2 separate regions of the Homo sapiens genome follow, and region 2 is linked to region 1. The links are chromatin loops, found by intact Hi-C in ENCODE. Cell type or tissue: Calu3. All regions are shown on one strand. Region 1 overlaps COL9A1 (collagen type IX alpha 1 chain). Region 2 has its middle 9.1 kb from the start of COL9A1.

The links. A loop is a pair of places that touch in the nucleus more often than their neighbours do. Peaks named below come from ENCODE experiments on the same cell type or tissue, not always from the same donor. Only the 100,000 strongest peaks of a DNase experiment are listed, where the experiment ranks them.
Region 2: a loop joins it to region 1, with 5 times the contacts of the local background. A loop is called at or near these places in 16 of 110 quality-filtered maps.

The regions. Positions count from the first base shown.
Region 1 is chr6:70,218,973-70,222,972 of GRCh38, reverse strand. All of the region lies in intron 37 of COL9A1 (collagen type IX alpha 1 chain), which reads left to right. Among named protein-coding and RNA genes, the nearest start is that of COL9A1, 82 kb to the left of the region's middle. In Calu3, a CTCF peak has its summit at 1,832 (motif pointing left); DNase peaks (open chromatin) are centred at 1,772 and 2,572.
Region 2 is chr6:70,310,171-70,314,170 of GRCh38, reverse strand. No RefSeq gene overlaps it. Among named protein-coding and RNA genes, the nearest start is that of COL9A1, 9.1 kb to the right of the region's middle. In Calu3, a CTCF peak has its summit at 3,900 (motif pointing left); DNase peaks (open chromatin) are centred at 1,830 and 3,920.

The DNA of each region.
Region 1 (4,000 bases):
ATGTGACTAGGAATGTGATTTCTGATCTCTCAAAAACATAATATTAATAGGACTTTAAGGCCTGATGAAACTTCAAAAGGATTCTGTGCAGTAATTTGTCTGGAACCGTCTAGATAAAAAAATTCTTTTCTTACCTAAAATAAAGAAACTGCAGAACAGCATAGTCTGCAACCTTCTTTGTTGTTCCTGTTGTTGGATTTGGGGCTCAAATCCTCCTGAATAAAAAAAAAAAAGATAGTTGGATCATTCTTTGTGCTAAGGCATTTAACATATTTTTAACGATGTAACTAATATCATCATTTTCTATCGGTTGTTAGAGTTCCTGTATTCTTTCTGGACAGTTTTAGTTCCCTGTCTCCCCTCTCCAATGCTGTATCTCTGTTTGTTCAGTGTTAAGTATTACATGCCCTGCAGGGACATAATGCTCATTGCTTGTTATGGAACACAGGTTATTATTATAACCTTTACATTGATGATCATTTTGGCTACAGTGCTTTGTTGTTTAAAAAGTACACATGCACAATCTAGTTTGTTTCTCACAGCCAGGAGTAGGCTGGGTGAATATTTAAGAAGTGCAGACATGGAGCCAGGCTGCCAGGGCTTATGCACTATTCTTTTACCTTGAAGTGCTTCAGTTTCCTCTTCAGTGAATGGGAATCACTATGCCTACCTTGTATTTAGAGCATATATGCACATGTTAATACATGTAAAGCTCTTGGAACAGTGCCTGGCATATGGCAAACAGACACTCTGACATTATTTAGTGAAATTTAACTGTTATTATTGTTGCTCCCTTTTTTTATAATATATTTGAGAAAATACAGACTCTTAAATTCATGTCCTGACAAAAGTCTGTCAGGTAATAACAAGACAGATATTCATGCTTCCTGAGTCTATGTTCCCAAAGTGGACAGAATGATTGGCTGGCTGTCTAATCATACGATTAGTTTTTCTTTGCAACCTAGACATGTGAATTGAGCATGTCCCATAATTGCTGAGTGTCTCGCTTCTTTCTCTGCCTCTCTTGCAGAGCTACGTGGATCACATTAGCAATCCCTGGAACTTTAGTCTCCCCCGCCTTCAGTTTTGTGCCACAGGTCAGCTAGTGTTATTGCTTGGTCGGTTGTCTCAAAGACTCTCTCTGCTGCCACCAAACTTGCCCATTGGGACTAGTTCCTCGTCACTCTGAGAATTTTAAAGGAACATATTTATTAATAATAAAGAGTCCTGACTTCCTCTTTGTGCACTCACTAGGGCAAAACATAAATTAAATGACAAATCATTTGAATGTGAACACTAGGAAGGTGACTTGTGAGCTAAGGTGCTTTTTGCCTCTTGGACATGGAAGTTGTAGCTGGCTTTGTGCTGGACTATGCTAGGTTATAAGAGTATTTGGTTTTCTTGTGCAAAGTCCACAGAAAGGTGAGCTTTGCTTGAGACTATTGAGTGGAAAAATACACACGCACACATTCAGTTCTGGGCTAAGTTTTTCAGTACCTAATTTTTCCATTTCCATTGCTGCAGCTGTTTTATTTGGTTGCTGGGCCTTACATAAACCAGTTTATAATTCCTTAAACATATACTGCTTTGTCAAATACCACAACATTAAGCTCAAGAAATATAAGAAACTCCTGGTACATACAAAAAGTCTACATAACCAGTGGATTAATTATGAAATACCCTATTTAATGTGAAAATTATTCACTTTTTTTGTTTTGACTGTATACACAGTCCCTTTTACGCCACAGCATGTATTAGGTGAGGGGCTGCCTCCAGAATGATCCAGCCGAGATGGGCTTCCATCAGTGTAACATGACTACCCTCTAGTGGTTTTATAGAGAATGACATAGCTATTCATTTGTTTAAAAAAAAAACGTTTAGCAATAATTTTAAATATTTTATTTTATTTTAATTGACATATAATAGTTATACATATTTATGGGATATGTAGTAATGTTTCAATAGAAATATTACATAATGACCAGATTAGGGTAATTAGTATATCCATCATCTCAAACATTTATCATTTCTTTGTATTGGGAATATTCAACATATTTATAGGTCCTTGACATTTCAGAAAACCATGTAATCATTAGGCAGTTAGTGTAAGTAATACACACATGAGGCAGGCAGAGCAGAATAACACTTTAGATGCATGTTTTCTCTTTCTGAAGAGTTACAAAGCAGTTGATAGATATTCATGAATGTAGCTGCTGGGCTAACCATTTATGCCCATTTTGTGAACCGTTATTATGAGTCAGCTTCACTTTTTGAGTGATGTGGACTGTGGACATAGTGTCACCCAACTGAGGCTCCCACATAGTTTAGAACATACATGAGAGCAAAGGCCCTGGGTCAGGGCTTTCCAGAGCCTGACAATCTGCTATGTTAAGGCTGTTTTTTTTTCTCTGGTATTTCTACAGGGCAAAACCTCAGAGAAATATCTTAGTTTCTTATGATCATTAGAGCTCTGCAAAAGTCAATACTGTGCTTTGTTTTTGTACCTCTGTCTACTTCCTGGTCAACTCAGGCCCAAGGAATTAAAAAAAATGACCACACACACACACACACACACACACACACCCTGCCACACCCCTCCACACCCTTCCACAGAGTTAAAAAAATCAATAGGTAGGAAAATACAGTTAGTGCAGTGGTTAAGGGTCCTCATTTCTGGCTATATGACTATGGACAATTATTTGACCTTCCTAACTCTCAGTTTATGCATGAGAAAAATGGGCTCAATAATGAGCATAGTGTATGCCCATGGAAAAGAGAAAGCATTCTCATTAAGCATTTGTGGTGATGATGATGATGATGATGATGATGATGACATCATCAAAAGCTCCAAAGGGTAAATTGCTGCATTTGCCAAAGGCAGAACTGGATGAGATGCATGCTTCATAAAATAAATCAAGGGTAGACAGGATGGCTTCATCGACTCTTCCTTCAGAGGATAAGCAGCAATTTGGAATAAACTCAGCAAGGTAAAAAAGAAAAAGAAAAACTTCTCCTGAAGTGTGTTGATGGGGAACCAAATGTGAAAATCTAAAAAGCTATCCTTCTGCTTTTTAATATTGTTAGTGTATTAGAGAATAAATTACTTAAAACTTAAGGTTTTTGGCTGGCTCTACAAATGTTGAAAAAAATTTGAATTAGTTGCTAACATTTAAACATTGGGAGATATTTATTTAAAGACTCAGCTTCCTGGCCTCTCTTGAAAATTATCAGAAGTTCTGGCAACACTGGCCTGTATTCCCCGATGACAGCTGTTAGCTGGAGAAGAGCTGCTGCCCGCATCCACTTTCCAGCTCACCACAGGCCTCACTCCTCCCTTTGGTCTCCCCAACACTTACGTGGAATATTAGTGGCCAAATTTCATTGCATTTGTACTTTACGTTTTCATCTGGTAAAAACAGTGGGGGAATTTCTTAATCCAGGCTTGTTTCTTTATAACATCAGGGATCAGCAAACTTTATTTGTGAAGGATCAGATTATTTGGCTATGGGCACCATATTGCAGCTATTTAACTCTGCCCTGGTACGCCAAAGCAGCCACAGACAATATGTAAACAAATGACCATGGTCGTGTTCTAATAAAACTACAAAAACAAGATTTAGCTCATGAGCTGAAGTTTGCCCACCCCTGATCTCAATGACCATCCCAGCCCCTGTGCTCATTTGGTTTTCTACCTCTTCTTTGGGCATTTCCTTCTCCTAAACTTGATTTGATTTTAAGGCACACCTGGTATGTCTCAGTGGGAACATTCCTAGTGATAAGGTGCATGAAAATCGGATTTAGATCTGGCTCATCTTTTAAACCTTAAAAAAATCAACTTCACCTTTAACTGCATCTGGTGTTAAGGATCTTAACAGGTGCTGCTAAGGGCATAGTTCTGCTACAGCTTTATCTATAGATGCTGTGGATTAGGGAGAAGCTTTCTCAGGGACCTCATCATTAAAAGAAAACACATAATGATCTGCTTCATACTTACTAGGTA
Region 2 (4,000 bases), 91 kb before region 1:
TCCTAATGAAGACATCTTGCCTCTTTTCCCTTGACATTGACATCAGGGCACCTGGTGTTCTTTATGTCTTGATGGAATCTCTAAATAGAGAATCCGTTGTGGGCCAAAATAAGGGTTCTCCTAGAACTGTGTTGTTCTGTAATCAAAATCCAAATTTTCAGATTTTCCACTGTAGCAGATGAATTGTTGATTTAATTTTCAGTAGCAAAATATTAATATGAAAGGTAGGCTAATGTAAGAAAGTCATAAACATTTTTGGCATATTATTTGCTTACTAAATATTGTTTAATAACATGCATTTTCTCAACTTCTGGGTTGATGGCACGCAATATTTTCAAAAAAGCTAAGTTATGTTTGAAACGTAATTAATTACACTCCATGCATTTTCAAGCCTCTGAGCTTTTGTTCACATTATTCCAACTGCCTTGTAAAACTTTCTATCTTTTTTTGCCTGTAAAATAGGATTCATTCTTTAGGGTCAAGCTAAGGTTACTTCCTCTGTGAAACACTTTTGAATCCTTCTGGAGAGTATCAGTCATTTTGCCTTTCTGTCTCTAGAGTACTGTTTATGGTTCTACTTTCTTTTGGGGAGTCCTTTTAGGCCAAAGTGTGTTCCATAGTTTTGGGGTGTGTGGGTGTCCCGCCTACTTCCTTGAGGACAGAGAAGACATTATTTGGCTCTGAAAGTCTCCTTAGTAGCCAGCACTGTGCTTTAAATACGATGTTTGTTGAAGTTTGACTGCCTAGGAATATACAAAATGATTGACTGCGGTAGGTAATAAATGAAGCATGGGAGAGATTGTAATCAAGATCCCTAATGTGTGAGAATTTAGAAGCTGAGACAAATTTACATACGGATAGAACCTCAGGGAAATATAGAAAAAAATACCAGAAATACATAAAAAATTCACAAATGCTCTATAAATCGAGTCAATAATAAAGAGTTTATATAAAGTCCAGGACACTCACACAGGAATGATCACTCTCCATGAGATATTTTGTATGAGAGAATTTTAGCACTACTTTTTTGTAGCTTTTAGCAAAGCATTAGTAGGGTAAGCCCTTGGACAATTACAGCACCAAGTTGGTGATTAGTACAAGGGCAAGTCTTCTTAGTAAGTCTTGAAGTTTTCCAGCTTGAGAGTTTATGAAGAAAAGACAGTAATAGTGAACAATTAGATGCAGAGTGAAGCGGGGACTGTCCTTAAACACATGTATGTGTGTGCATGTGTGTGTGTGTGTGCATGTGCATGTATGCATACTCAGAATATGACAAATTATAGGAAGAACATCAGCTTTGATGTTAGAGAAACCAACGTTTGGTTTTGGCCTGCCATTTGGAATTTCCCTTAGCAAGTTATTTAACGTCTTTGAACCTTACTTGCCTCACCTGTAAAATAGCAAAAATAATGAATGATATACATAAAAAATATATATATTTTAAAAAGTATGAAGTATAGTTTCTGACATTTCCTCCTTACACTGCACTTCTAGAAAAAGTCCTGAGAGCCCTGGCGAGGCCCTTGGCCAGGACAGGCTGAAATAATATGAATCGTGATTCTGTTCCTCCTCTGTCACTATCCTGGTACTGCCTGTCTGCCTTTCCATCTCTGCTGCTCCACCCTGGACTGACCACTCTCTGGAATCACTATAAGTATGCTAATGCTAGAGCCTTTCAGTTTGTCGTGGCTCTAAGTCGAGTCTTTAAGAACAAAGGCTCTTTCTCACCTGCCCACATGTCAGTTGCTACTGCTATTCCTGGAGTTAGTCATGGTTTCAGAGATATTTGGATTTAAGAAACGATAGGAGGCAGGACTCTCCTGTGGTTGCCCTTTGGTGCCACTGGAATGTCTACACATGCCTTTGTGGTTTTGTGGTTAGGTGGTTGGCTTCAAATTTATAGTCCCACATGGCTTTGGGTGAGAAAAAGAATGTCTTTCAAAAACCAAGACCTGCTGGAAGAACCTCTCCCAGTTACTCAGTGTCTCTTTCTCTATAGTTGTTTTCTCTCTCAAGGTTACAGCAGTTAGAATTAAAAGCTATAATCTTGACTTCAAGGCAAAGTTCTTACATCTGGGTTTTGCTATCTTTTTATATGTGCTATATGATTGCATTTAAATTTTGTGAAAGCACGTGCATGAGTGTTTTAAGTAGTGTGCATTTAAGGAAGTTGTAAAACTGTGTAGAGTATGACCACAGCTTGTATGTAGAAAAGGGACTGGAAGAAAACATCTTAAAATGTTAATAGCGAGTTGTCTCTGGGTGGTGAGACTATGTTTTTTTCTCTTTCTTCTATTTCTGTATTTTCCACTTTTCCAAAATGTTCGTATATTACTTCTTTAACATTTAATTTTTGTGGGTATGTAATAGGTATATATATTTATGGGGTATATGAGATATTTTGATACATGCATACAATAAGTACTAATCATAGGGTAAATGGGGTATCCATAATTTCAAGCACTTATCCTTTGTGTTACAAACAATCCAGTTGTACTCTTTTAGTTATTTTAAAATGTGCAATTAAATTATTATTGACTATAGTCATCCTGTTTTATTACCAAATATATATCTTACTTTTAAATACAATACATGTTACCAAATACATATATTACTTTTCCATATAATATTTTAAAATGAAGAAACCAATTATATACATGTATACACACATTTATGTATATATACACATATGTATACATATACATATGTGTGGTGTGTATGTGTGTGTGTGTATATACATATATATATATATATGTATATACACATATGTCCCCAAAAGGGGACTAATCAGTAGGCATCGGTCCTCCTGTATGCAGTGTTTTGTAAATAGCTGTTTGACTGGTTCACCAGTGATTACTGGAGTTGCCTTTTATTTGTATCTGTTCAGGAGTCAGTCAGTAGATTTGTCACATATAACCATGAACTCATACAGGTCTCTTCACCTGTTTCTTCACCAGGAAAACAGGAGAGTCACATCTGTCCTGCTGGATTGTTGCGAGGTACAAATGAGACTGTGATGAGAAATGTTCTTGAAAAACCATATAGTATTATGAGAGGGAAAGTATTATTGATGAGAAGAGCTTGAAGGACTTATCAAGGGCAGTATTACAGGAGGAAGAATCATAAAAGTGTAGCAAACAGACAAAGATGTGCATATGGAAGGGAGAAGGGGGCTTTCAATTGATTTACCTTGCTATCTATAATGGGTTTTTTGAGTAGTTGTATATTGTCTAGGATAGTTTTTAGTATTTAGCACAGCCACACTCTTCTAAGATCTAAATGAACCACCATTTACTGGACAGATTGGGGTTGAATCAAAGAAGAAAGCAGAGGAGAGTGAGTTATAAGAAAAATTGTAGCTAAAATTTATTGAGTGCCAGGTACTGTTTTTGGCTCTAGTTTGATCCTTATAGTATACCTATAAGGTAAGTGCTTTCATTACTCATTTTTACAGATAAATAAGATGAGTCAGAAAGGTTAATTACCTCTCCATGGTCTCCCAGCTAGAAAGTGGTAGAGCTGAGATTTGAACCTAAGCAATCTGGTTCCAGAGCCCACATTCTTAACCTTGAGTTTGGCTCTGTTTAGTTATAAGGCTGAAATTGGTGGTGGTTAGTGAGGTCAGAGTGGATGGCTCATCTATGAAGGCAGAGTTAATTTTAATCTTTCGTTTAGTGTCTTTCTCCTTCAGTAGGCTCTCATGAACCTCAGGGTGCATTGTATTTGCACATTTTTTTGAGAGGAACCCTAAAAAGAAGTCAATTACAATACTTCAATTTATACATATGGAAAATAACCAAGAATGAAATATTTTCTTAAAATCAAAGTTATCTACTTGAAGACTGGAAATCAAATTCGTCTTTGATGCCTTAGCTTAGGTTTCAAATTTCAGGATTATACTGCCACCTAGTGCAGAGAAAACATTTTCCCAGCATGTGAAAGCTAGTAAATGCATATGAAACTTCATAGATGCAACCTAAAACAAGGTATATTTAAAGTT